7 separate regions of the Homo sapiens genome follow, and regions 2, 3, 4, 5, 6 and 7 are each linked to region 1. Evidence: chromatin loops called from intact Hi-C (ENCODE). Cell type or tissue: endothelial cell of umbilical vein. All regions are shown on one strand.

Region 1 (4,000 bases):
CAGACTTCTATTATAGGATTTAGCATGTTTTAGTTGTGTTTGTCCCTCTAGCTGAACTGTGAGCTCCTTGAGTATAGGACATACATCTTCTTTATCTCTGTATCTTTATCACCTAGGACAGTCCCTGGAACACAGTAGATATTCAATAAATATTTGAGGAAGGAAGGAAGAAAGAAGGGATGTGGGAGGGAGAGAGGAAGGCAGTGCTGGACATCATTGGAAAAAAGACTAGAAAGGAAGCAATGCTCAAGTCCAAATCCTACATATCTCTACATCTGCAGTATGATTGTACCTCTGAGAAGGCAAAAAGATATTGAGGGAATTCTAAAGAAAGATAACAGAAATGATGCAGGAAATATAGCTGAAAGTGATATGAGAATAAAGGAGCAAACTTCAGGAGAAATAAAAGGAAGAAAGTTCAGGTGCATAGGAAGAGCAAAAACCCACTGGAACTTGCCATCCCTGGATATGGCATATATTAAAATCACAAATTCAAAGTAAGTTTGAAAAAAGATCCTAAGTGTTATTAAGTGATCCTTGAGATGTTTGGTGAGATATTCCTTGTGAGGAGTTGCCCCTGGGTCAGCTCAATTGGACAATTCCAGGAGTCTTAAATCTTACACTCAGAGAGTGAGTAAGCACCTTCGAATAGGAAAATTGAGGTTTAGAGGCATCCTGGCTCTGCCAGTTACTAACTGGATGACCTTGGGCAAGTCATTTACTTCCCTGAGCTTCAGTGTTCTTTTCAGCAAAATGAGGCCGACAATAGTCTGCCTCCCTAGATAGGGGTGGTTGGGAGGAAAGAGTGAGATAATACTCAGCATAATTCATGCTCCACAAATAGTAGCTACCGTGATTGTGGGTACGAGTGTTATTATTATAATACTATTATTATTAGTGGCAGATCTTTGCAAGGTATATGTTTGTCAGAGCTACAGTGTCACCTGGATTTACCAACAGCATCACAAAGAGAAATTCAGCCTGCTGTTATCAGAAAGGCTTCTTTTTTAGTATTGAATAGTAATACCTACCTTCTAGCGATTTTGTGAAGCAAACAAATTGCTTTTTGTAAAGGATTTAGGGCAGCATATGGCATATATTATTATGTGAGCATTAGATATTAGGATGGTCATTCATCATATCAGCCTGTATATAAAGCACACAAATCTCCAGAGAAGCAGGAAGCACTAACTGGGGATCCTAACTAATTTATTTGTCTGACAGGCCCAGACTACTTGATTTAAGGAGAAACCGTTAAAGTTGTATGGTCAACTCACGTGAAGAAGTGAGATCGATTTCGCAGGAACTATTGCCAAGTCTGTTGATGGCAGTACACTGGTAATAACCTTGTTCAAAATTTGTCAGATTTCCAATGACCAAAATCCCGGTGGTTGGGTCTGTTGAAACCAGGGAATAGACTTTTGAGATCTCTTCTGTGCATACAGATAACATCAGTGTAACAGATCACTCAATGTCCACCCACTCCCCCATATTGGCCTCTCTTTCTTGAGATGTTCAGGATTCAACTAGGCCCCTCAGGACTGTTCCAGTGCTAACTCACCTGGGACCATGCCTGTTCCCTACATATTCACCATCTCTGAGCTGGCTTTTAGAATTTGGGGAGTAGACCAGAACACAATCATCGTGTTGGGAGACAGGCATTCTTTTTACATTACCAGCCGCCCCCCTCCACCCGCCACCACTGAGAAAACAAGAAGATTGAACTGTAAGGTCAAGCAGCCAACCACACACTCCTGCTGTCATCCAACCACAGACACCAGGCCTTTCCAGGGTCTACTGCAGGTTACACTTACTGAAGTTTTCTTTCACTGGCACGATGTCTCTTCCCTCAAGTTTATGCCAGTAGTACACAGGGGAAGGTGTTCCAAGCGCAGAGAGACAGGAAAGGGAAATAGTGTGGCCAGTTTCTGGTCTTCCTTGAACGCTACAAAGGGGCTTAGAAGGTTTCACTGTAAGGCAATGACAAAGAATAAAAATTCTTTAGGATGAATGGCATTCTGTGACAATTGCAGTCACTTCCTCACTTTCATTTTGAATAATATGTGTGTTTATTTATTTTTAAAAAAAATTCTTGGCCAGGCGCAGTGGCTCATGCCTGTAATCCCAGCAATTTGGAAGGCCGAGGTAGGTGGATCACCTGAGGTCAGGAGTTCGAGACCAGCCTGGCCAATGTGATGAAACACCATCTCTACTAAAAATACAAAAATTAGCTGGGCGTGGTGGTGGGCGCCTGTAATCCCAGCTACTTGGGAGGGTGAGGCAGTAGAATCACTTGAACCTGGGAGGCAGAGGTTGCAGTAAGCCAAGATCACGCCACTGCACTCCATCCTGAGCAACAAAGTGAGACTGGGTCTCCACACACACAAAAAAAATTATTAAAATGTATGTTGGCAGTTTTCTGCTTGCACCACCAGGTGGGAGTAGAGCACTTCAGGTGCAGGGCCCTTCTAGTCAAGAGGCCATTAAGATTCAAATAGTGACTCCTCTGTCTGCCTCCTCCTCAGATTTATAACCATGAATTTCCGCATTGTGTCTTAAAATATGCCTTTATTAAAACAGCCAAATATAAGCAAATACTAAATGACCAGGAATATAGTTTATGCTTTAAAAGCACAGTTTTAAAGGAAAATAGAATCCTTAAATACTCTGAGATAACCTATTATTCTTTTTAAAATATTTAATGCTGTATTTCTCTTTTCTCTCATGATTATTTTCTTTTTTTTTTTTTTTTTTGCATTTGTTCATCTGTGGGTGACACAAATAGTTGAAAGGTTTAAATTTGCCTGTGTGCATCATCAGTAGGGGAAGTCCATTTGGGGGGTGCACGCTACTCAGCACTGAAATATTTATTCATCCTTCACTCAGCAAGCACCCATGCCTTCTGTGGGCCTGGCATGGGACTAGGCACCAGGAATTCAAAAGTAACTTTCACACAGTTCTAAAGTGGGGTGGGAGAGGGATGAGAGATGACTTTAGAGAGGGGAAGAGGCCTCCAAGACCACAGCAGGAAGAACAGGTTTTAGGTGAAGGGGTGACAAGGAGGAAGGGGTACTAATGAGGTCAGTCCGGGACATAGAGTTTTAGCTGCTTATGAAAACATGTCAGGGGAGAAGTCCTGTGGGAAGCTGGGAATCTGAATCTCCTCATTCATCTTACTTACTTGCACGGTTTATTCTATCTTACATATCTTATACATTTATATATCTATCATATCTACATATCTATCTTATATCTCTTATCTTAGATATTTATTTTATATCTATACATCTATCTTATACACCTTATATATCTATCTTATATACAGACAATGATGTAAATTTCTATACTTTCCAACTCACCTTGCTTATCTTCATTTTGCTCTAGAACCCTTTAAAGCTTAGGTTCTCTAATTTAGGTGAGTTAGACATGAAATGTGTCATATTACTCAGTCCTACAGCTCTTACCTGAGACGCAGTGGTTAAGGGCACAGCTCTGGATCCACACAGAATACGGGCTTTGTAACTCTACCCTGGATCTGTATAGGCAAGTTACCTAACTTAGCCAAACCTCAGCTGACTCATCTGTAAAACGTGACTAAGAGATTATCTAACCTCTGGCTGATCCAAGTATTAAATACAATAATAAATATAGGGCCTAGAACCTGGAATTTCTGTTGGCCACAGCAGCACTAATTCCTGCTACTAAAGTTACTCTCCCATTGACTTCCGCTCAGTTCAGCCTTCCCAGACTCTCACTATCTGTACACAGGTGCGAGAAGACAGATGCATATAGCTATAATTCTTAAACAGTTTACTAGCCCTATCTTTTAAGCATGTGTCTTTTTAATTGAAAGGAATATCCTTCTACTTAGTTCTTTATTCTTTCTTATCAAAGATTTTCTCAGGTAGGAACAACTTGTTGGATGTGCCTATCCTAAACTAAGCTATTTAACCAGAAGTCCATTGCAGCTATCACTAGATTTAGATACTGCCTTTTTAAA
Region 2 (4,000 bases), 350 kb after region 1:
CCACCCTGTTAGATTAATGTCTCCTATTTCCCAAACAGATAGCTTTCTTTGAGGATTGCTTGGCTGCCTTTTGGAATGATGTGGTTGAGCATGGCCGTCTCATAAAGCTCATTTGGACAGTTGGATATTGTTCCAGTCACCCATTGCAGCTCTCCTCTGCCTCACGTGTCAGAAAAGCCAAGGCTCGCAGAACTCAAAGGCAGTCTCTGGACCTCTCTAATAGTAGGGCTGCTGCTTCTCACCCTTTCTTCTTCCTTACCACTCTCTGGCACCTCCAAACCCCCTACCAACTTCCTCAACTCACTCATTCAAGCCTCTAACCATTCAACAAACCTATTCCCTGCCCCACTGATCAGTGCAGTAGGAACAGATTTGATCTCTGGGTCAGGAAGACCCTGGGCTGCAGTTCTAGCTCTGTAATTTATTACCTTTGCCGCCTTGGGCAAGGTAGCCTCTCAGACCCTTGGTTTCTTCATCTGTAAAATGATAGTGACAGTGCCTAAACCTTGGGGTTGGTGGTGCAGCCAGCACAGTGTCTGCCCATAGCTGATGCTCTATTAATAGTAACTATTATTGTCAGTGAGTCTCAGACTCAATTTGCTTTTATAATTGAAGTATAACTAATGAACAACTCAGACGAGATCAGGTGTGTTCAGGGTGGTATGGCCGTAGACAAATTAATGATCAATTCAAATGCAGCTTTGCTGGGAACCTTAACCCTTTTGCCTTCCCTTCCCATACCACCTGGATTTCTCTGCCTCTGTCTCCACATAAGGGAGTCCCTCTTGAAGGAGCTGTTTTTACTTCTGTCCTGTGCCCTGTTTTCCTGGTGGTGTTTTTCCCCTGCCAGCCCAGCTTATTTCTCTGTCCCCTTTTCTTCTCATCATCTTCCTTGGAATCTTCGGGGGAGGGGAAAGCAATAGTTGAGGAAAAATTAACAAGCCAATGAAAGGTCAGCTCGGAGACTTTCTGAACCAAGAAAACTCTATGTGGTGCAGAGGGCAAATTAATATTAATATATCAGGGAATTCTGATACCAGTTAAGCTCCTGATTTAAGAGGTTTTTTTTTTTAGTGAATGTTCTTGATGACCCATAAGTATAGCCTGCACTTTGTTCTGTCTACTACACATGTCTTAGTGCAAACACCGTGTTCAGAGAGGTTGTGTCTTAAAGTTAACAGAATGTCCTGAGATCATTATTGTCTCCCACCTAAAGTGAGATGAAGAAAAACACCATCCCGGGCTAGTGCAGCAGGTTTACTTAGTTCTATTGGTCAGTACTTTGCAATATAATGGCTCTTGTACACATATTATCACCACTGGAATCCACCAATAGAGCACCACACCATAGCCAAAAATGTTGGCTGTTCAGTGGCATAACTGCCCTGGAAGCCGGGAGGAAATCAAGGCCTTCAGACTGCATTTGGCTGGGGCCTTGGCCAGGGTGTTAGTGCCAGGCACCTGGTTAAGATAAATGTCCTGAAGCAAACAATAATTACCTTCTTTGCTGATAAGAGGCCCCAGTACTTTTCCAATAGCATGATTGCGTTAGGATCTTTCTTTGGACCACAGCCTGTGGAGCACTGATTCATGGGTACTGGCCTTAACTTCATCCAAACTGTTGTATATGTGGTGGAACCCAATGTTCTCCTTTGGTCCTGAGTTGGTGTAAATAATATTCCCGGTTGCATCACCTGTCCCTGCCCCTCTTGCTCCTTCTGGTGGAAATTCTGCTTTTGTCCACCAGGTGGCCTCACTTAGGAAGGAGCAGAAGAAAAGGACCTCAAGTCTCTGGTGCCTTTATTTTTTTTCCCTCAGCTTGAGGCTGAATATAAATAAGATATATTTTAATGGAAACGTGTAACTTTTATTATGGAACAATCACCTCATCTTGTTTATGGTTTGGAGTCTGTTTTTCCTGAAGTACCTCTAATGCTGTGCATGGCTGGGCCCATCACAGGGCAGGTGTTTTCCTGGGATCGTTTATATAAATGTATACCTTTGGTTTGGAGTGTTATTGTCATTCGCTGTTTTAAAGAAAAGTAACAAAGTTGTGTTTTTAAAAAATAGAGACACGGGATCCTGGATAATGTTGAATGTATTTTCTTCAAAGAGTAGAATGTGGAGACTAAAGAGAAAAGGGCTGGCATCTTGTGGTCACTCCAGTGCTCACTCCAATACCCTGTCTCCTCCTCACCTCCTCTGTCACCCACCTAGCTGCTCTCCCATACATGTTCACCCACTCACCTCAGCTCCCGGACACCCTCTCCTCCATACATATGCATCTGTAGATTAGCATGGACCTGTGCATGCATTACATGCATGTCACAGATCTGTACATGTGCCGGTCCACAGACAAGTACTCCCACACCTGAACATTCAGAGGAAGGGGCAAGTGGATGAGTGCTGGGGTTCAGGGCAGGTCGGCAGGCCAGCTGGCTGGTGAGGGGAAAGCTGAGTTGATTAGAGAGTGAATGTGCAGGTGACAAAGTATGTGTGCAGGGGAGAGACTGAGAGGGCAGTGACTGGGAAGAGGGTGAGGCCGTGATGGTGAGGGCGCGTGTCCAGGGAGTATGACATGGGAGAGCATGCAAAGCCATGGGGGCATGCTGGCTGCCACCTGAAGAAGAGCTTTTCAAACTAGCGCTGTTCTTTACTGAATGCCCTCTGCCTCTTGTTAGGGCATTTGTATTTCTTATTTCTCTAGAAATCAGCTCCAGTTTGGTTTTTATCGATCTCCAGAGCCTTCTTTGGAGATGCCAGTTGGTACAAGAAAGTGCTGAACTGTTTACAGTCCCAGCCTAAGGTTCAGGGAGGGGATGTGGTTTAACTGGGCCACAAAGCCCGGTACAGGACTCATTTGCATGGCCCCTGACGCCATGTGACGCAGCCGGCTCCTCCTATATAAAGAAGCAGGAGCCAAAATATCTCCGAGTCTGGGTTGGACTGGCGGCCGTGGAGTTTGTGACATACGAGGTGACACCCCTCGAGTCACTTCCCTTCAACTCCAGCTGGAGCGCCTGCTTGGCTTTGGGTTCGTTCTGCAGCCTTCGCCCCGCTCCTAGCCTCAGGGCCGGACTCCAGCGCAGAGCCCAGCCCAGCGCAGCCTGCCAGCAGCCACCCAGCCGCCCAGCCGCCCAGCCCCGCACGAAACCCGGCCAGAGCTTCCTAGCAGCCCGAGCCATGAACACCGAAATGTATCAGACCCCCATGGAGGTGGCGGTCTACCAGCTGCACAATTTCTCCATCTCCTTCTTCTCTTCTCTGCTTGGAGGGGATGTGGTTTCCGTTAAGCTGGACAACAGGTAACCGCTGGCCCCAGCTCCGGCGCCTCCCGAGCCGGGGCGCCGGCCGGAGCTGGGCTAGGAGCCCGGTCTCTGAGCGAGCTGTGTGCCGCCGGTCCCTGTTCCCCGCGGTGCAGCATCCTGGGAAGGGGCGGGGGGGAGGGGACGCAGGAAGGGGGGGGTCACCGCCGCTCTGGGATCCGTCATCGAAGCGTCCCTGCGGCCGCTGCGCCGTGAAAACCAGCTGCTGCAGCCGCAGAGGCAGCCGGAGGCAGAGGGGCGGCGGGCAGGACCAGACAGGGCTGGGCAGGGGGCTGGCCGAGCGCCGTGCGCCGCTTGGGAGAAGGCCGGAAGCTTACCAGCCGAGAAGGAATTCCTAGCTAGCTTCAGAGCCGGGTAGGTTTGCCTGGGACCTTGTAGGCCGGCTGTGGGGGACTCCCCGGGTCGCACAGCCCCATTGTTTGCATATTGCCCGAGCAGGCCACGGTGGCCTGCGCGCCCCAGGACTCGCAAGCAGCTCCGATCGGTTGGAACTCGGGGCGGCGGCAGCAGCGCTGAGCCGGCCTGGATGAGGAGATGCAGCTTCCTGCAGGGGCCAAGGAAGGATCTGGGGACAAACTGTCCGGAACTCTGGGCCAGGGAGGCGAGAAGGAGAGAGAGAGGAAGAGCCGAGGCAGATGGAGGACTTTGGCCACAACTGCCATGTACTCAAGAGT
Region 3 (4,000 bases), 300 kb after region 1:
CTACACACACCAGGCCTCCATTACCACTTAGTATTTGTACTGTTTTTGTCTGTCTGCAGCTCTGTTTCTGCAGCTAGACCATGAAGTCTTTGGGAGTTTGTCCTGTTTTGTTTACCTCTGAATCCCCACTTACACTATACCTGACACAGGACAAGCACACAGTGACTGTTGAATGAGTTCATCCAAGAAAGAGATGCCCCTTATACCCTCTTTCTGCTCCACCCAGAAAGCTACCAGCTCTGTCTGGAAGTGGGGGCCCCCCTCCGCTTTCTTAGTTTATGCAAAACGTTTTGCTGCTTGGAGTCTCTCCATCCAACGCAATATATGTCAGCAAAGCAAGGCTTCACAGAAGGGAGCCAAGGTGGCCCTGCCCAGTCAGCCTTCTCCTGAGGAGGTGTGCAATATGTCAATACAAGCTGGACTTGTATGCAAATACATACCAGCTCCTGAACTCTATCTCTGAACTATGTAGTTTTTTTATATCTCAATTATATTTACTCTTGATCAACCTGGATATAGTATGGAAAGCTGTACTGAATTATTAACAATACTGCTTGAGAGCAAGGACTACAACAAGGGAAATGTCAAGGGGACAGAATCTTGAGTTTAATGGTGCCAAATGCCAAGAAGGAAATACTTCTACCAGGGCCTCATCCCAAGGTTATGCACAAAGATAAAAGGACTCAGGCAAATATAGAAACAAAAGTCCCAGCAGTTCACAAAACACAACTTAAATAAACATTTATGGGTCTAATATATTTTGCTATAACGTTTAACATGAAATAATTATAAACAAGAGGAAAAAACATAAACACTGTAATTACAAAACAATTTAGTAGACTATAAGTCTACACAATGCAGATGAAATTTCATATTCTACTACCTCCTCTGGCTTTTACCCAAGAACATTTAAAAAAAAAAAAAGCGAAGAAGAAGAAAAAGGGAAATTAATACATCTAAAGGGTTTGCTTTTGAGAGGAGAAATAGAGACTCCTCAGCAGTCTGTTAGAACGAAAGGACCATACTCTCAGTTTTGCAGGTATGGTCAGTGACCCCCAGCACCTCTTTCACCTCTGACCTTGGGATCCTGTCAAGAGCGAGAAGTACGGCTTGTTTTTGGCTTTCCGGCTGCTACAGCATAGAGACCACAACCCCACCTCCATTTTCCCCAAGTTGCAGGGCACATATAGGACCCACAGGGCCTTGGGAATAAGAGTTACAATAGTTGGCCGCTCTTTGCTCTTAATCACAGGCCTGATGCTTGTGGTACCCGGAGGAAGTTTCAAATCTATGGAAGTCCAATCCGCAGGGACTCAGGCCAAGTGAAGCTCCACTAGAAAAAAGGGCGGCTCTGGCCCTAATTGGTGTTCCTGCCTATTAGCTGGAGCTCTCTTAGTGTAGGAGCGTGTTCCTGCCTATTAGCTTGGCCACAGAACTCTCTTAGTGTAGCAGCTCCGCCTCCTACACTTCTTCCCTGCTACTCTTGGAACCAACGCACTGTGGATTCCACCAGGAGGTACCTCTGGTGCCTCTCCGAGCTTCTGTGACGCAGGCAGAGAACGTTCAACGTCTTGGACACTAGATGGCAGTATATGCTGCTCTATTTCAAAGGCCAGACTTGTGAATGAAGGAGCCGATGCGGGGGTGGGGAGTACTGACTGAAATGTAAGTCAGTTTTACGTGAAAACTGAACGTCATGAAAAGTTTAGTTTTTTCAGACACTAATCGTTATTTAATCCTACACATTTAAAGTATTCCAAGTCTCTGAGTCCTGAGAAACCCTGGAAACCCACCACTTGCCCACCCAGAACATCCCTCCATCTTACAGAGCTGGGGCACGCCCCTCAGGCCTGTGAACATGCAATCGCTACATCTATTGAAAGGGTAACGACAGACGGAGATCAACTAAGGTGGCAGGTAAGGTTCAGAAAAGGAGAAGGACAACAAATTTGGAGAAATAGGAGAAGGTAAGTGAAGTGAGGAAAAAGAGGGGGTGCTGAAGTAAGAAATGAGGGGAAAATAAGGGAAATGGCGGGGGTAGGGGAGAGAAAAATGAGAGAAAAGAGGAAAGGGGAGAAAGGGGAAATGAGGAAATAGAGAAAAGGAGAAAAGAAATAAGGAAAGAAAGGTAAAAGAATGGAAATGGGGGAGAAAGTAGAGGAAATGGGTAAAGAAAAGAGAAAAAATAAGGGAAATAGTGGAATGAGTGGAAGCAGAAGAGCAGAGAGAAGGAAGGGGAGGACTGAGGAGAGACGGCGAAGGGGCAGAGGGAAACCGGGACAGAGACTGCCTCTGAGGGGTTCAGGGAAGAGAGGACACAGCGAGCTGGGGAAAGGAGGTGACGATATCGTTAAGTAAGCAGAAAGAGACAGAAACTGAGGAGAGTTTGAGCGTGCTTCTCTGAGTTTTGCTTACGGCATTTATTGGGTACTCCTAATGTGTGCCTGGCACTCTCTGACTCTCTGCAGAGGCAACCGCTCTCCTTGCACGCCCCCCCCCCAGAAAAAGGGGGGCTTTGGAGGGCGGCAGTTTAAGGCTACAACACTTGGGGCTCTCGAGGGCGTCGTCTCTTCTGTAGGGGGACCCATTCGAGGTGAGACTAGAGACATTTGCCCTCACGCCGAGCTCGAGCCCCGCGAGACCGGGCCACTGAGGGGGCACGGCAGCCCGGGTGGGCTGCGTGCGTATTTCTGGCGGAGGATGCGCCATGAGCGCTGAAAGAGCCTGAACCGAAGCGTCCGGCTCGCCGAGAGAGTGAGAGCCGGGCCGGCTCCCAGGAGCGCGGGCGAGGGTGCGAGCGGCAGCGTGGATGCCAGGGCACAAGGGTGCGGGCGGGGTGGGGCGAGGGGTGGAGGGACAGGATCCAGCCGCTCGGGGCCCCCGCCCGCCAGCCGGAGAAGTGGCGGAGGACCGTTCTCCGCCGTCCCCTCTAGGGTAATTTACATGCTGTCATATCCCAGTGCTGACTCCCGGGCGTGCAGACCGCTAACTAGCTCACTCGCTCTCAGCTCCTGCCACCGCTCAGCCGTCACAGCCCAGGGGAGCCCGAGAGCCTGAGAGCCTGCAAACCGGGGAGGGAGGGAGCAAAGGAGGGAGGGAGCAAGGGCGCGCCCTGGCTCTCCCTCTGCCCTGCTGCCCGCCCTTCCTGCCTCCACAGGTCCGCCCCAATCCCCGCTCACACTTGGGAAACTTGGGACTGCGCTGGGGCCGCGTGTGGCACCTCAGGGGGGCGGCCCCCGGCCTCAAGAGGAGGGGGAGGAGAAGGAGGAAGAGGAGGAAGTGAGCCCGAAGGATCCGCTCGGAGCTGTTTGTCCAGCTGTTTCTATTCGCACCCGGAGCAGTACAGCCAGAAGGGGGCCGAGCCGAAGGTGGCTGGCTTTAGGCGCTAATTTCCAACTCTTTTCCTCACAGCTTGTCTTTTCCAGGCACCCTGGAGTCCCCTCAGGCCAGCTCGGTGGGCGCGCACCTGCCAGCCGCCCCTGACCTCGCAGGCCAGGCGACCTCCGAGCCTGAGAAGATGGCCCAGTCCAAGCTCGATTGCCGCTCACCTGTCGGCCTCGACTGCTGCAACTGCTGCCTGGACCTGGCCCATCGGAGTGGGCTCCAGCGAGGCAGCAGCGGGGAGAACAACAACCCGGGCAGCCCTACAGTGAGCAACTTTCGGCAGCTGCAGGAAAAGCTGGTCTTTGAGAACCTCAATACCGACAAGCTCAACAGCATAATGCGGCAGGATTCGCTAGAGCCGGTGCTGCGGGACCCCTGCTACCTGATCAACGAGGGCATCTGCAACCGCAACATCGACCAGACCATGCTCTCCATCCTGCTCTTCTTCCACAGGTGGGTGGCTCGGCACACGGCGGCAACTCGGTCCTTGCTCCCACCAGCCTCTGCTGCACCCTCATCTCTGGCAAAAGGGGCAACTAGGAAGTTCAGGAGGGGTACTGGGGAGGTCTGACTCAGGCTACAGTGACTGGACCTTGAGGTTGCCTGGAGTACCGCG
Region 4 (4,000 bases), 180 kb after region 1:
ATCTGGTATTTTATGTACATAGCTATAAAATTTTTTGTGAAATGAGGCAGAAACCTCCTTTCTATCTCGTCAGAACCATGTAATTAGATCTTAAAAAGACTGAAGAAATAATCGATTCCTACTCCATCACTTAAGAGACAGAAATATGGGGCCTAGAGAGGGGAGAGGCTTATCCAGCATCACATTGCTACTAAATGACAGGGCAAGGCTTGAGCCAGATCTTCTGAGTCCTATCCAGTGTTCTTTCCAATCTACTGCTTGTTTTGTAAAGCATGGCACTTGCTTATAAATCCCTCTGAAGAAATAAAACTCTCTAGCTCTCATCCTTGTGTATTTACCCTAGAAATATGAACATTTATGTCCACACAAAAACCTTACACGAATGGTCATAACAGCTTTGTTTCTATTAGCAAAAAACTGGAAACAACTGAAATGCTCTTCACCGTGGGCACATATAAACAAATTGTAGAATATTCACATAGTAGAATACTACTTAGTAATAAAAAATAAAAAACTATTGATGTACACAACAAATTCAGTGGCTCTCAGGGCCATTATGATGAGTGACATAGCAAATCACAGTATTTTACATACTATATGATTCCATTTACATAACATTCTAGAAATGAGAAAATTATAGTAATGATGAACATATCAGTGGTTGCTGGGGGACAGATGTGCCTATAAAGAAGTAGCACAAATGAGTTTTGGGGGGATGATAAAACAATAATGTCCTAATTACAGTGGTGATTACAAGAATCTATAAATGTGATAAGATTAATAGAACTATCCACCCCCCCCCCAAAAAAAGTTGAGTGCATGCAAAAGCTGGTAAAAATCAAATGAGGTCTATAGTTTGCTCAATAGAATTATTGTACCAATGACAGTTTCCTAGTTCTGATAGTTGTGTGGTTATGTAAGATGTTAACATTAGAGAAGGTTAGTTAAATGTATGTGGGAACTCTCTGTATTATTTTAGCAACTTTTATGTAAGATTAAACTTATTTTTAAAAAGAAAAAAGAAAGAAAACTCTCTAGAAGTCCCATAATGTTTTAGGCAGGCCTGGTCAACCAACATTTCTGTAGTTTTCTGAAGTTCTAATATATCTTCAGGCCTTTGCTCAACTGGCGTTCTCTCTCTCTCTCTCTCTTTCACACACACACACACACACACACACACACACACACACTCACCCCACTCTGTAACCTAGTTTATTTTTATCCGTAATACTTATAATCCCTAATAAAAATATGTTTGTTTATTGTGTGTCTCCTCCCATTAGAATGTAAGCTCCTTAAGTTTAAGCACTTTTTGTTCACTGTATCCCTAACACCTAGAATAGTGCTTGTCACACAGTAAATGCTCAGTAAATATTTGTTGAATGAATGAATGTGTGTAGGCATTGAAATAAAGGTATTATGAAAAAAGGTATTGTATACTATGTTACATTTCTTTATTACATGAGACAAATTTCTCTTTCATTTTATTTTTGCACACTCAAAATAGTTTTATCTGTTGTGTCATTTAAATATTGTTTTCTGAATTATGAAAGATTTGGAGAGACGTTGGAATAACAACACCTCTAGGAGACCTAGGAGATTCTAGGAGACCACATATTCTGAAATATTTCCTTTCCCTGTGTTAAAATAAATAAAAAGTTGCCTTTCCTAGGTGCTTTACTCACCTGGGCTTTACTCACCCTTATGATGCATAAAAGATTGTACTTACAACATCTGGCCACCAGATGGCAATGTTTATCCAAATATCCTTTCTCGGTACCTATTCGTGTACCAAGCCATGTGCTGGGTATAAAAAAAAAAAGGATAGGACACCATACTCGGCCTGAGAGCTTAGTCTGGTGGGGAGACAAATCGGTATATAGAAGTGCTATGATGAAAGTATGCACAGGTTACCCTGAAGACACAGAGGAGGAACACCTGAACCAGATGAGGGAGGCAGGGAATGAGGCTTAGAGCATGGGTGATGGCTTCTTAAAGGAGGTGAAGGCTGAGCTGAGCAGTACTCCTACAGATGGAAAATCGAAGGAGTGTAAGTTCTGTGAAGACAGGTGCGACGTCCACCATTATGTTGCCAGTGCCTGGCCCAATGCAGAAATGCGCTTAAATATTTTTGGAATGAATGAACAGCATATAAAGTACAGATGGCAAAAGGACATCATTAGATGTGCTAGTACTTTATATTATTTTCAACTTTCAGAATAACTCTTCAAAGTACATACTATCATCCTATTTTTTAGATGAATAAAATGAGGTTCAGTGTACGCAGCTTATAAAACAGAGCCAGACAGACTCAAGTCTATCACTTTTCTTTCCACTTACTGTCTCCCAGTGAGCATATTACTATTAATAAGTCAACTCATATTCTGCTTAAAAGGACTTGGAAAAGTGCTTCACAATATTGACATTCCTCCAAAAACAAGATAAAATATATCTACTTAATCGTTCCTTTTTAAAAGTTTTAAATTGACTTGTTTATTTTCATGTTAAAAATAGAATCAACTAAAAAGTTAACATAATGGTATATTCTCAAATCAGCTACCCGATTTCTTTAAGTAATAATGAGACATATACATGCCTTTTCAAGACAGGTTAAAGAATCAAATAGCAGACTGTTAACCTGAGATATTAACAAAATAAAAACATTCTAGTAATATTTCAGCTAATAAGCAAAATTCATAGTTTCATAGTCTAGCAGTAAAAAGAAGCACTGACAAAGACTGTGTTTTTTACACGAAGTGAGAAGATCTGTGTAATACTACATTATAGGATCAAAAGGACATTAACTGTTTTACTGTTTTATAATGTTTATGGGAGATATTTCAATAATAGCACTGTTTTTCAGAAAGCCGTAAGAACATGAAAGATTATAGACAGACATCACTCTTACCATGGAGGATACACCCAATTCTTGAAGCAGTCAACACTCATTTATGTGGATACATTACAGGTCATTTCATATTACCATTGAACAAATTTTACTGTTATTATGTGCTAGGCATTTTAGTAAGCACTTAGCAATACACGAGATAGATAAGGCCTCTGCCATCATCTCGTGAATCTTATAATGAGCAGGGAAGCAGATACTGAGCAGTTACCTGTTTGAGGAGTGCTACAAAAGAGGTTTATCACGTAAAAAGGATAATCTTTGGGTGCTTATAAGATGGGGATTTAACCAACAGTTGTCAAGTGGGGAGCTTAGATGGTCAAGGAAGGCTTCCTAAGGATGTGATATTTTTAAGGAATGAATGAGAGTTAGCTAGAGGAAGGGGAGATTCACAGCAGAGAAGACGAAGACAGCAAAAAGGTCTGGGAGACCATGCTAGAGAGGTAGGTAGGGGCCAGATCATAATGGGTTTTAAAGGCAGTGGGGGAACCATTAAAGGGTTTGTGGTAGGGAGTGACATGACAGGTTTTGCATTTTACAAGTTCATTTCCACAGCAATGTGGAAAATGGATAGGAGGGGAACAGGATGGGCCAGAGAGACCAGTTAGAAACTGCAGTTTCCAAAATGATTGTGGCATGGCCATGGCTGCTACCTTCAGGAAGCTTCTAGTCCAACCAAGGAAACAGCCTGTAACCAAGAAATTCCTTCATGGAAGAGCAAGCAGTCTAATAGAGGTTTGCACAGGCTGTTCCACCCAAGTTCATGTGACTAGTGGGTGACAGAGCCAGCAGCAGAACCCAGGTTTCCTGATTTCTAGTCTAGGGCTTTTTCCAAGGCCATCCTTTTCACTGCCTTCACAACCAAGGAATTATGGAAAGGGAGGAGAACAAAGCAAGCCAGTGAATGTTTCCGCCTTCTTAAGTCTCAGATCAGATTGTGGGGAGCATTTAGCCACTCTCTGTACTCAAGTCTGACATAAGCACTCCTCCCAAGACATTTGTTTCTGAGGGATGGATTCACCATCGTGATACTCCCTGTATATATACAGAGCAAGGAATTTCTACTGGGAGGGCCAGGGAAATTTGAACTCTCAT
Region 5 (4,000 bases), 400 kb after region 1:
CTCTATTTTGACGCTGAATCTTACTCAGCTTGTGGTCAACTCCCTCCTTCACTTGGTGTTTTCCTTGTTTATTTGTGTCGAGCCAAATTATGTTGTTAGGTTTTGTCACTAACGAACCCCTTGCACTCATCCCTGCTGAATTTCACCCGGGTTTCACAGGACCTTCTTCCTCTAACCCGTCCAACTGGAAGTCCCTCCCCTCTCTGCTGTGGGTTTGGCCCCCCTCCCAACCTTCTGTCATTTTCAAGTCACTTCAGGCTTCGGAAAACTGTCTCCACCCTCCCAAAAGGTCCCATCTGGTTTCCTCCCTTCACTGCTCTGGAAACCCTACATAGGCCTCCCTGACTGGGGGAGGGAGGGCAACCTCCCTGGGAGGAGGGGCCTCCCTGAGAGGGAGTGGGGTGGGGAGGACAGGTAAAGGGAAGCAGAATCTGCTCCCCTAAATTGGTTGGGGGTGGAGGAGGATCTGGATGTGACTGGGAGTGTCTGCAGGCTGTAGCCTTTGGCTGGAACCTCTCCTAGGCCAGCTTCAGACTTAATCTGGTCCCAGGAGGGTGTCAGGGGTCCATGGACCTCTTTTTCCGATCAGAGGGATCCTTAGTCCTGGGGGACCATTTGGCAGAAGGTCCTTTAACTCAGTCCTGGCCCCTGAGTACACCCCGTTGTCTGAGCACTGCAGGCTCCCAGGCTGGTTGCTAGGTGCAGGGCTCAAACAATGTAGTGTGACAGTTCCGCAGCCCACCTCAGGGGCCTCCCCAAGCCACAAGGGTGTGGTTTGCAGTCTGGGTACATTCTGTACCCTCACTCTGGGGGCGGGTTTGTGGTTCCAAGTGCTGTGCAGCCGAGCCCCGCCCATGCCTTTCCTCTCCAGCTACAAAAACAAGCTTGACACCAAGAGGGGAGGAATTGAGAAAATAAAAAATAATAATAAAAAAAAGGCTGTTACTGTACAGCTGGTCCCTGGAGACTCCAAGGTGGCCCCGCCCCTTCCCCTTCCTCTGAAGGTTTCCCATGGGTGGAAGGCCAACAGTGTCACTGGATGTCTACTGCTGGTTCTTTCCTTCCCTTCCCATGCATTTGAATGGCTGCCTGAGCCACAGAGCAACAACCTAGAGGAGATGCCAAGCAGTGCTCTCTAGGGACTTGCTGCCACTGTCTTCCCTAGAGCCCCTGAAACAGGGCTTTCCTTTCTCTGCCAGCACTAGGCATCTCCACATTCCTCTGGCCATTGCTCTGACTGCTAGGTTCTCGGGCCTCTGCACCTTCATCGTTATTATTAGCATCGTTATATCAGCTACCACTGATTGAGGGCCTGTACGGTACTGGGTGCTTCCACCCTTTCACCATTTAATAATCACTTCATGAGGTAATCCTAGCTGATGCTTATCTCACACTTACTATTGTAAGTGCTTTGCACATCTCATTTAATCCTCAACAGTTTTGAGATGGGTCCCTGTACTGTTTTACAGCCAAGGAAACTGAAGCACAGAGAGGTTAAACACTGTGGCCAAGGTCATACTCTACTAAGTGGGAGAATCAGGATTTGAACCCAAGTCCGCTACACTTGAATCGATGATCTTTCTGCTGGACTGCCTCCATTTCCCCCCAGACAATCCTGAAAACTGGATACCTTCTATCAGTTTTTTCACTGGAGAATAGGCTAGCTAACTTGGACCTCAGAGGAGAGGACAGCTCCCTGGAGAATCTGGAAGAGGCAGGAGCGAAATTTGCTCAGTTGCAGGGATTCCCCAGGACTCCCTGGGAGTCAGGCCACACCCAGTTGCTTCTGCTGGGCTGGCGGTCTGTCTGCTCTGGAGTGGGGTGGGGTGGTGAGGTGCACACCACACACACACACACACACGCACGCACGCACGCACGCACACACGGAGGGAGGGGGGAAAGGGAGATGGGGTAGGTGAGGAAACTCACCGTCCCAGAGCTCTCTTGCCCCCTCTTCAGGCAATAAGCTCTCACTGCTGTTCCTGTCCAGGTGACCAATTTTTGCCATAGGAGGCCCTATTTTTAGACCTCAAAACCCACCACCAATGTCTGGGCTGCAAGCTCAGTGGACCAGGCTGCTGCACGGGCTGTTTTGTTTTTGTTTTCGTGGTGTTTTAAAATTTTTTACCATTTGAATCTCTTTTTTTTTTTTTTGAGATGGAGTCTCTTTCTGTCACCAGGCTGCAGTGCAGTGGCACGATCTTGGCTCACTGCAACCTCCACCTCCTGGGTTCAAGTGATTCTCCTGCCTGCCTCAGCCTCCCAAGCAGCTGGGACTACAGGCGCATGCCACCATGCCTAGCTTTTTTTTTTTTTTTTTTTTTTTTTGAGACAGAGTCTCACTCTGTTGCCCAGGCTGGAGTGCAGTGGCACGACTTCAGCTCACTGCAAGCTCCCCCTCCCAGGTTCATGCCATTCTCCTGCCTCAGCCTCCCAACTAGCTGGGACTACAGGCACCCGCCACCACGCCCAGCTAATTTTTTTTTTTTTTTTGTATTTTTAGTAGAGACGGGGTTTCACCGTGTTAGCCAGGATGGTCTTGATCTCCTGACCTCATGATCCGCCCCCCTCAGCCTCCCAAAGTGCTGGGATAACAGGCGTGAGCCACCGCGCCCAGCCTAAAAATTTTTGCCATTTGAATCATTTTTAAGTGCATAATTCAGTGACAATAAGTACATTTACATTATTCTGCAACAATTACCACTCTCCACCTCCAGAACTCTTTTCATGTTGCAAAACTCCATACCCATTAAACAATAATCCCCCCCACAAACCCGCCCCCAGAGTGAGGGTAGAGAATATACCCATTCTCCCCTCCCCCTAGCCCCTAGTAATCACCATTCTATGTTCTGTCTCTTATGAATTTGACTATTCTAGGTCCCTAATATAAGCAGAATCATGCAATATTTGTCCTTTTGTGTCTGGCTTATTCAGTTAGCATAATCTTCATGTTGTAGCATGTGCCAGAGTTTCTTTCCTTTTAAGGCTGAGTAATTGTCTACTGTATGGATATACCACATTTTGTTTATCCATTCATCCATTGATAGACACTTAAGGGTTGTTTCTACCTTTGGACTATTGTGAAGAATGCTGCTGTAAACACATTGGTGTACAAGTATCTGTCCGAGCCTCTGCTTTCAATTCTTTGGGGTATATACCTAGGAGTGGCTGTTGGGGCCGTTTGCCCATTCCCGAGGCAGCCTAGTGGTCTGGCCCCCCTCAGAAGAAAGTTGCCTTCCCAGCTTTCTGCCCCAGCTCTGCTTTGTCTCTGTGCACACAACAGCACCTCTTGGAAAAGCACCTTCTTTCACCCCACCCTACCCCCCGACCCCGTCACCAATGAGTCCCAGCACCAACTGAGTGGTGACTGGTGACTGGTGAGCCTCTCTGGGCTTCCTGTTCTATTTTTCTACCCAGTGTACTTATGGTCACATTCCCTCCCCTTGAAGACCATGTCAGTCTCTGGTTGCCCTCTTGTCAGCTCCCCAAGAGCCAGGACCACAGCCGCAATGGACTTTTAAAAGTGGGAGACAGGGCCGGGCGCTGTGGCTCACGCCTGTAATCCTAGCACTTTGGGAGGCCGAGGCGAGCTGATCACCTGAAGTCAGGAGTTTGAGACCAGCCTGGCCAACATGGTGAAACTCCATCTCTACTAAATATACAAAAATTAGCTGGGCGTGGTGGCGTGTGCCTATAATCACAGCTACCTGGGAGGCTGAGGCAGGAGAATCACTGGAACGTGGGAGGCAGAGGCTGCAGTGAGCCAAGATCATGCCACTGCACTCCAGCCTGGATGACAGAGCAAGACTCCATCTCAAAAAACAAACAAACAAAAAACTGGGAGACAGTGTGGTACAGCAGTTAAGGGCAGGGGCTCTGGAGCCAGACTGCAAGGGTTTGAATGCTGCCTTGTCTAACACCAGGCAAGCTACTTGACCTTGCCATGCCTGTGTCTCCATCTGTAAAATGGGGATAATAATAATATTTATCTCAAGTGGTT
Region 6 (4,000 bases), 52 kb after region 1:
GCTCCAAGCCATTCATGAGTGATCCACCCCTATAACCCAAATACCTCTCACTAGGCCCCATCTCCAATTTGGAAATCAAATTTCAACATGAGCTTTGAAGGGGAAAAATATCAAAGCTATTTCAGGCATCTATGAAAACCCCACAGACAACATCATACCCAATAATGAAAAACTGAATCATTTCCTGCAAGATCAGGAACAAAACAAGGATGTTTACTCTTGCCATTCCTATTTAACATTGTATGGAAAGCTCTAGTCAGGGAAATTAGACAAGAAAAAGAAAGAAATGACATCCATATAGGAAAAGAATGAAAAGTACTGCTGATCACAAATTACTTGATCTCATATATAGAAAACCCTGAAATATCCACAAATAAACAATTAGAGCTAAAAAATGAGTCCAGTGAAGTTGCGGGATATAAGATTAATACTTGAAAATCAGTTACATTTCTTTACAATAGCAATGAAAAGCCTAAAAATAAAATTTAGTAAATAATTTCATTTACGGTAGCATCAAAAAGAATAAAATACTTAAGAATAAACTTGACCAAGGAAGTGAAAAAACTGTACACTGAAAACTACAACACTTGTTGAAAGAAATTTTTTAAAACCTAAATAAATGGAAAGGCATCCCATGTTCATGGGTTGGAAGACTTAATATTGAGATGGCAATATTCATTGAATTGATCTACAGACTTAAAGAAATTCTTAGTAAAATTCTAGCTGCCTTTTTTAGAGAAATCGACAAGCTGATTCTAAAATTCATACGGAAATACAAGGGACCTAAAAAAAACCAAAGCAATCTTAAAAAACAACAAAGCTGGAAGATTAACATTTCCCAATTTCAAAACTTACTACAAACTTAGATTAATCAAAACAGTGTGATACTGTCATAAGGGCAGACATATAGATCAATGGAATAGAATTGAGTCCAGAAGTAAGCATGTAAATCTATGGTCAATTGATTTTTGACAAGGGTGCCAAGACCATTCGATGGAGAAAGAATAGTCATTTCAACAAATATTGCTGGGACAAATGAATACCCACATGCAAAAAGCATAATTTTTTTACTCCTATTTCACACCATATGCAAAAATTAACTTAAAGTGGGTCATATACCTAAATGTAAGAGCTAATATTATAAAATTATCAGAAGAAAACATCGGTGTAAATCTTCGTACTTTGGATTAGGCAATGTTTTCCTAAATATGACACCAAAAGTATAAGCAATAGAATTAAAAATAGATTGGACTTCACCAAAATTAAAATTTTTTGTTTGTCAAAGGACATTATCAAAAAAGTGAAAAGACAACAAAAGGAATGGGAGAAAATATTTGTAAATCTTATATCTGATAATGGTCTAGTATCCATAATATATAAGTACTATCACAACTCAATGATGAAAAGACAAACAACCCAATTTAGACTTCCCACTTCAAAATGGTGGCATAGAAACAAGCTGGTTTTACTTCCTACCCTCAAAACCAAAAACAAATATACGGCATTGAGATTATCACCAGCAACATCCCAGAACTCAAATATGAGGATAAGACAGTTCCCAGGGCAGCAGAGAAGTGAAAAAAACTCTGAGCAGATGTTAGAGGATCAAACTTCCATATTTGTGATGCCCTTTCCCCCAATCTGCCCAGCACTAAGTGCATAGAAAAATTTCCCCCAACTCATAGTTTCCACACTGGAAAAAGTATGATTGAGGTAAACAACAGCTTCCCATCATCTTAGGTTACCTGACAGGAGACCTGTCTCTGCCTCAACTCATGGGAAGCATTGAGAGTACCTGAAGAGAGGAATATTTCTGTAGACAGCCACAGACAAGTAGGGGAAGTGGGACTGCCATCCTCAGCCCTGGAAACTCTGCTGTGTAAATCAGTCAAGAGATGCCAAAACAGATTAGCTGTTCAGCAGCACCATGCTGTAAGAGGTTCATTCCACAGATCTCCAGGCATGAACCCCTGACCAGTCTTCCCATACTAACAGGATATCCTATTTGGGACCTTCCCCATTTCGGACTGGTGGCACCCTGATTGAGTACCAGAACTGAGGAGGCAAACCTGAGCTTAATTAAGGCGCCATCTAGTGCAAAAAAAGAGGCAGTGACCTAGTGGGAAAAAAGATAACAGGTAAATTGCAAAGAATCTCTAATCAAACATATTTAATAAAAACCAAAACAAGCCAGACAGAGAAGACTGGTATAAGTAGCTAATCCTTCACTGCAAAGACATAGATGTACATACACAAGAAACAACAGCAAACACAAAACCAAGACCTCCTCAAACAGACAAAGCAAGCAACCAGTGATTCACACCCTAATTAGATGATGATATTTAACCTCTCTGACCAAGAATTCAAAACAGTAGTTTTAAGGAAACTCAGTGATCTCCAAGATAACACAGAAAAGCAATTCAGAAATTTATCAGAAAAATTTAACAGAGATTGATTTTTTTAAAAAATCATACAGGAATCACTGAAAAATACTTTTGCTGAAATGAAAAATTTATTAGCGGCTTCCAATAGCCAAATGGATCAAGCAGAGGAAAGAATCAGTGAGCTCAAAGACAGGCTATTTGAAAATACACAAAGGGAAAAAGAAAAAAAGGTAAAAGGAACAAACATCACCTACAAGATATAGAAAATTACCACCTGGTGAGGCGTTCAAATGGTTGATTAGAGGCATCTCTTACTTGCCTCCTCCACTAGGAAAAACCAAAATAGTGAGTAGATAATCACACTTTGAATAGATCATCAGAGAGAATACTGAAATTCAACACAGAAGTGGCAGGAAACACCCAGAGCAAGAAAGGAGAAGGAAGCAAGTTGGCCTCCTAACCAAGATCGGCTGGGAGCCAGGAGAGACTCTCCTGTGTGGGGAAAGGATAAGCGAGAGACTCCCAGTGGCTCCTGCTTCAGGTTCCTAAAATCCTAGCCGTGGTAGAGTCCCCCAATCCTTGCTGGCCGAAGACTAACATAGAAAGTTCCCTGGAAACTGTGTGAAGGCATTGTTTCAGAGGGAAAACTCATGCTGGGTCCCACAAACCCCCAAGTTCTAAGTAGTGTCAGCATAGCACCATTTTGAAAGCCCAACCCACACCAGACTACATGCTGCCCTGCAACTAGGGCTGAGGCAGAAGCCACAGAAAACAATTCTAACCTCCCCCGAAGAGGGGTGGCTGCACATTCTCATGTGCAAAGGACAGATTCCACTGCCTGCAACTGCTGCAGCTGCAGACACTGTGGGCCAAGGTACAAGTGAAGCCCATGCCCCTCAACTCTCTGCCTATGGCTGCTCCCATGGAAGGCAACCTCAACCTGTTCAATATCAGGGCTGCAGCACAGCCATGCCACCTCCACCTGATCATTCCACTGGTGGCATAGGGCTCACCCTGCCCATGCATACAAAAGCCAGCATTTATATGCAACACGGGGGGGCAGGGTTGAAGCACAATTTGGCCAGGCTACCTCCACCCCAGTACACAAGCACATCAGGGACTGCAGGTCACACAGCCCAGTTCACCATAGTGGCACCTGAGTAATCCTCCTGGAGTCTGAAGTCAGGCACACTCAACCTCTGCTATCACCACAACTGGCACCCACTTGCACATTGCCACTCACAGTTCTGGGCACCAGCCCTCTCAACCCATCACAGCTCCTGCCAATACCAGAGTGGAACACTTATATCCCAAAGTGTTGTCTCACCACTGGTACCGACATTGCCCCTGCTATGCTCACTGCCCAGGGGCTAGAGAACCTGTTCACCTGCCTGGCCCACTGCTGCCACTTCCAGCACCCAATTAAGCCACCTGGAGGCCCCAGAATTAGCTTACCTGGACACACTAACAGTGGTGCCAGCATATGCTGCCCTGAAGCCCAGGAACAGGAGCACTCAGTGCACCGTTACCACCACGAGGGCCCAAAGACTAGCTTACCTGTCATCCCAGTCCCCAGCAGAACTTCACTGTAACCTCCACTAATAACCACACCCTAA
Region 7 (4,000 bases), 420 kb after region 1:
CTTGCTGGGGTGGTGTCAGAAGATATAGAGGAATGTTGATTTGACCACCACCTAGCAGTAAGAAGATCACCAGATTATGGGTGAGGCTTCTTACACATATCTCCCAAATTTTCTGTGATGCTGTTGTAAAATATCTATAATTGTTAAAAGACCCATTTTTTTTTCCTTTAGACTCTAAAGTTTAGAGTCTTTTTTTAAAGAAGGAGACATGGTCTCATTGTGTTGCCCAGGCTAGATTTGAACTCCTGGGCTCAAGCAATCCTTCCATCTTAGCCTCCCAAGTAGCTGGGATTACAGGCACTAGAGCCTTCTTTGTTGGCTTCTATTTTTCTCCTTTAGATATCTCATAACCCAAATTTATATCTTCTGCATTTAATACACTTAATTTCTTCACTGTTCCCTAGCTTTCCTTCCATTCCATAACCTCTCCCACTGTGTCCTTGTCCTCTTAAGACAAACACCCAGGATATTTAAGGCTGGCCTAGTTTACAGCCCCGTTGCTTCAGCTTCTTGACTATCTGAAGATGGCATTTGGGCAAAAATGTATTGATGATCAAAACCTCTACTAGCTACAATGGCTGCCTGTTCAGTCCTCCTGGTGAGGTCCCTCAGGCACCTTAAACTTAGCAGTTCCTAAACTTCAGCCTCATCTCCTGTGCTGCTCAGTACCAGCATCCATCAGTCACTCAGGCCAGAAAAATGTAAGTTGTCCTTGACTCCTCCCTCTCTTCCAATCCCTACATTGAAATATCACCAACTTCTGTTGAATTTTCCTCCAAAATATATTGTAAATTGTTCTTCTGTCCCACCAGCACTTTTCTCACCTCAGCCACCTTCCTCTCCCACTTGGGCAACGCACAGCTTCCTAACCAAACTCCTTCCTCTACATTTGCCCCTTCCCAACCCATTCTTCACATTACTGCCAGTCTATTTTAAAATCAAAATCTCATCCTGTTGATGCCCTGTTTAAAATGCTCAATGGCTCCTCTTCACTCCTAGGATAAAATTCAAACTCCCTAGTGTGTCTTACAATTAGGGTTCCTGTATAATTTACTACCAAAATCAGGACCCTTTTGAGAGTGAAGGGGGTTGCTGGTAATAAGTATGCAGGGACAATAGACATATGTACACTCTCCTTATACAGTCCCTTATGATCTAGTCTCACCAGCCCACCCCTCATCACAGCTCTTCATCCTACCCGAAAATACACACACACACACCCCCCCCCCACACACACACACACCCACACACACACACACGCCACTTCCTTTGGGGTGTCCAGGTAAACGTGCTATTCTGCCTGCCTGAAACACCCTTCTCTTCACTCGCTCTTTGGCCAACTTCCAGTCAACTACTTCAAAAGTCAAAGTATTTTTCTCCAGGAAGTCTTTCCTGACTCCCAAGGCTGGCTTGGGTGCCCCCCCGCAACCCCCACACTCCCATAGCATTTTGTTCTTCCCTCATCATAGTACTTATCACACCACATTGTAATTACCCATTTCCCTATCTGTTTCTTCCTCTACATCAAGTGCATCTCAGCGTCAAGGACCACGTTAGGCCGCTTCTGCATTCCTAGCGTCTAGCACAGTGCTTGGTGTGTGAAAATGCACTGAGCTATGCCCTTAGGGCGTGCACACATTCCTGTCTGCTGAATGAGTGTGGACTGGGCACGGTGTTGTCCCGTGGTTGCGGAGGACATACAGGGGAAGAGGGGGCCAGGAGGACCGACAGGTGCCACTCCTTCCACTGCTGCCACTCCTTCCACTGCTGGAGCCCCCAGTCCTGTTGCCCTGGGTGCCCCTTCCCTCCATCCTCTCTGCTAGGCGCCCCCTAGTGGCAGATGGACAGCAGTGACAGGCCCTGTGAACCAGGTGGCGGCGGCAGGAAAGGAAGCGAGTGTGTGCGCGTGGAGGGGGAGGGGGTGTCCTCAGCCAGGAGGCAGCTGTGCAGCCAGTCCTAGGGAAAGCTGGGATGAGGCTTTAGCCAGGGAAGCCCGCCCGTCACCGTGCTCCTTCTCTGCCTCACTGCAGCCCCTCCCACACCACAAAGTCCCCGCCCATTGTTATCATTAGAGGCTCTACCCCAAGAACTTTGAGGGCGATGACTAAAATTGGGCTGTGTGGCTCCAGGCTGCTTACAAGCGGGAAAATCTCTGCTCAGCATATTACCCAGGAGGAATGGATTGGTCAGACCTGGCTGGCCTGTTTTGTTTTATATTCAAACCCTGAATCAGAGCCACACCATGAGTGAGCTCATGGCAACTCTATGGGTGAAGCAACAAGAACCCAGCCGCAGCAGTTAGTGGACACGCCAGAGGGGGGAGGGGTGGGGACTTGGCTAAGAAGATAAAATCTTGAGCCAGTCAGAAAACAACAACAAAAAACACAATGGGGCTGAGGGAATAAGGCCTATTGTCACCCTGTACAGTTTCAGCTATTTTTGCTTCAAAATGAGCTTCCCCTTATTTTTTATAGTTGGCAGCTGAGCTATTGGAGGAATGAATATATTGGGGAAGAAAAGCTCAGGAAAGGGGAAGGATGGGGAGAGAAGTCTGACTGTCAGTGGAGAGTCTCTGGTTTTCCTTAGGGCACGGGGTGGGGGGACAGTAGACCAAGGAGTGGGCATACAGTAGCCCATGAGCAGTGAGGACTAGGGAAGGAGGAGCCACACCCACATGGGCAGGTTTCTGAGTCTCAGGCTCATTCCTGCCTCAGCCTCCCAAAGTGCTGGGATTACAGGTGTGAGCCACCGCACCCACACACTATTTTATTTATTTATTTCCTGGCTCCTAGAACTGAACACTTATTTTAAAAAATAACTTTATAGGACGGGCACGGTGGCTCACGCCTGTAATCCCAGCACTTTGGGAGGCTGAGGCAGGTGGATCACTTGAGGTCAGGAGTTCAAGACGAGCCTGACCAACATGGTGAATCCCCATCTCTACTAAAAATACAAAAATTAGCCAGGTGTGGCGGCGGGCACCTGTAATCCCAGCTTCTTAGAAGGCTGAGGCACGAGAATCACTTGAACCTGGGAGGCGGAGGTTGCAGCGAGCCGAGGTTGCACCACTGCACTCCAGCCTGGGCTAAAGTGAGACTCTGTCTTAAACCCAAACTTTAAAACTTTATAGCAACAAATAGCAGTTGAAGAGTTGTAAAGAGTCAAGTAAATGTTATAAACACAAAAAGAAATGCTCGAGCCAAGATTTTACAGAGTATCAAGCTTTATCTGCCATAATTTGGAGCACAATTTGCTTTATTCTTAAACAAGGAGTCTCAGAGTGGTAAAAAAAAAAAAAAAAAAAAAAAAATCTGCAAGAGAAAAACAAGTCTCCAAACACAGTGGAGGCAAAGCAGAGGGGGAATCTCTGGCTGTAGCACTCTTGCTTTTTAAACCACCACTGCCAAGACAGAAGCCACTTGTTTCAAACAGCAGCATCCATTCTATGTCATACCCCCTCACCTCCCTGCATTCTCAGGACCAGAGAAGAAGCTCAGCAACTCTGTAAGTTGGTGCCTCTATAAAAGATTTTTTTCATCTAAGTTGGGGCTGCTAGTCCTGGTCTTCTTTCCAGATTTGGATACCAAGTGTTTTCTGCTGAAAGTGTTAACTTGTATACTAATCGCATGTAGCCCTTAACAACCTGAAGGCATTAAAATCATAAAAAGCCTGAAATCCCAGAAAAGCATCATTTTCCTATTGCCATGCCCTCCTGCCATCTCATCCTTACTAGTTCTCAGTTGTGGGGGAGAACAAAGAGGCCTCTTAAAGGGAATCTGGTTATTGGAGGCACCTACCTTACAAAAAACTTGAAGTGAGGCTGAGGGGAGGAAGCTTTGCATTACTGCCCTGGGGACCACCACTCATAGAGATGTTGAGTAAACACATTCTGTGTGTGAAAAGCAGCCATTACATTAGGTCAGGAAACAGAGCCAGCCTCCTACCCCTGCTTTAGTCTGTACCTCCATTCTTCAGACAGGTGTTCAAGGGCAATCATGTA

What was found. Hi-C counts contacts between places; a loop is a spot of excess contacts. Peaks named below come from ENCODE experiments on the same cell type or tissue, not always from the same donor. Only the 100,000 strongest peaks of a DNase experiment are listed, where the experiment ranks them.
Region 2: a loop joins it to region 1, with 14 times the contacts of the local background. A loop is called at or near these places in 3 of 110 quality-filtered maps.
Region 3: a loop joins it to region 1, with 24 times the contacts of the local background. A loop is called at or near these places in 15 of 110 quality-filtered maps.
Region 4: a loop joins it to region 1, with 8 times the contacts of the local background. A loop is called at or near these places in 18 of 110 quality-filtered maps.
Region 5: it touches region 1 in a loop (14-fold over the local background); 6 of 110 quality-filtered maps call a loop at or near these places.
Region 6: a loop joins it to region 1, with 13 times the contacts of the local background. A loop is called at or near these places in 38 of 110 quality-filtered maps.
Region 7: it touches region 1 in a loop (5-fold over the local background); 17 of 110 quality-filtered maps call a loop at or near these places.

The regions. Positions count from the first base shown.
Region 1 is chrX:108,070,647-108,074,646 of GRCh38, reverse strand. It overlaps VSIG1 (V-set and immunoglobulin domain containing 1), which reads right to left. Exons shown (of 7, transcript NM_182607.5): 4 at 1,815-1,970; 5 at 1,278-1,397. Among named protein-coding and RNA genes, the nearest start is that of PSMD10, 19 kb to the left of the region's middle. In endothelial cell of umbilical vein, a CTCF peak has its summit at 2,432 (motif pointing right); a DNase peak (open chromatin) is centred at 2,456; H3K27ac peaks cover 1,107 bases.
Region 2 is chrX:107,715,995-107,719,994 of GRCh38, reverse strand. All of the region lies in intron 1 of TSC22D3 (TSC22 domain family member 3), which reads left to right. Among named protein-coding and RNA genes, the nearest start is that of TSC22D3, 58 kb to the left of the region's middle. RefSeq lists an enhancer at 3,234-3,313. In endothelial cell of umbilical vein, a CTCF peak has its summit at 1,726; DNase peaks (open chromatin) are centred at 1,744 and 2,914; H3K4me3 peaks cover 1,228 bases; H3K27ac peaks cover 1,450 bases.
Region 3 is chrX:107,774,937-107,778,936 of GRCh38, reverse strand. TSC22D3 (TSC22 domain family member 3) reads left to right here and starts at 3,150. Exons shown (of 3, transcript NM_198057.3): 1 at 3,150-3,837. The coding sequence starts at 3,518. It overlaps NCBP2L (nuclear cap binding protein subunit 2 like), which reads right to left and starts at 1,204. Exons shown (of 2, transcript NM_001348372.2): 1 at 1,079-1,204. RefSeq lists silencers at 2,811-2,870, 2,844-3,138 and enhancers at 2,901-2,950, 3,227-3,803, 3,804-4,000. In endothelial cell of umbilical vein, a CTCF peak has its summit at 1,581 (motif pointing right); DNase peaks (open chromatin) are centred at 1,596 and 3,026; H3K4me3 peaks cover 2,183 bases.
Region 4 is chrX:107,892,019-107,896,018 of GRCh38, reverse strand. The region is part of intron 3 of MID2 (midline 2); the gene reads right to left. LOC101928335 (a long non-coding RNA gene) reads left to right here. Exons shown (of 4, transcript NR_110395.1): 4 at 1-1,422. Among named protein-coding and RNA genes, the nearest start is that of MID2, 68 kb to the right of the region's middle. RefSeq lists an enhancer at 1,802-1,851. In endothelial cell of umbilical vein, a CTCF peak has its summit at 1,742 (motif pointing right); a DNase peak (open chromatin) is centred at 1,758.
Region 5 is chrX:107,671,008-107,675,007 of GRCh38, reverse strand. No RefSeq gene overlaps it. Among named protein-coding and RNA genes, the nearest start is that of PRPS1, 44 kb to the right of the region's middle. RefSeq lists an enhancer at 867-1,066 and a silencer at 1,821-1,870. In endothelial cell of umbilical vein, a CTCF peak has its summit at 1,963; DNase peaks (open chromatin) are centred at 967 and 1,927; H3K27ac peaks cover 1,889 bases.
Region 6 is chrX:108,018,818-108,022,817 of GRCh38, reverse strand. It overlaps a transcript of VSIG1 not described here. Among named protein-coding and RNA genes, the nearest start is that of VSIG1, 24 kb to the left of the region's middle. In endothelial cell of umbilical vein, a CTCF peak has its summit at 2,081 (motif pointing left); DNase peaks (open chromatin) are centred at 77 and 1,907; H3K27ac peaks cover 1,030 bases.
Region 7 is chrX:107,653,151-107,657,150 of GRCh38, reverse strand. No RefSeq gene overlaps it. Among named protein-coding and RNA genes, the nearest start is that of PRPS1, 27 kb to the right of the region's middle. RefSeq lists an enhancer at 1,738-2,032. In endothelial cell of umbilical vein, a CTCF peak has its summit at 1,834 (motif pointing left); a DNase peak (open chromatin) is centred at 1,900; H3K27ac peaks cover 575 bases.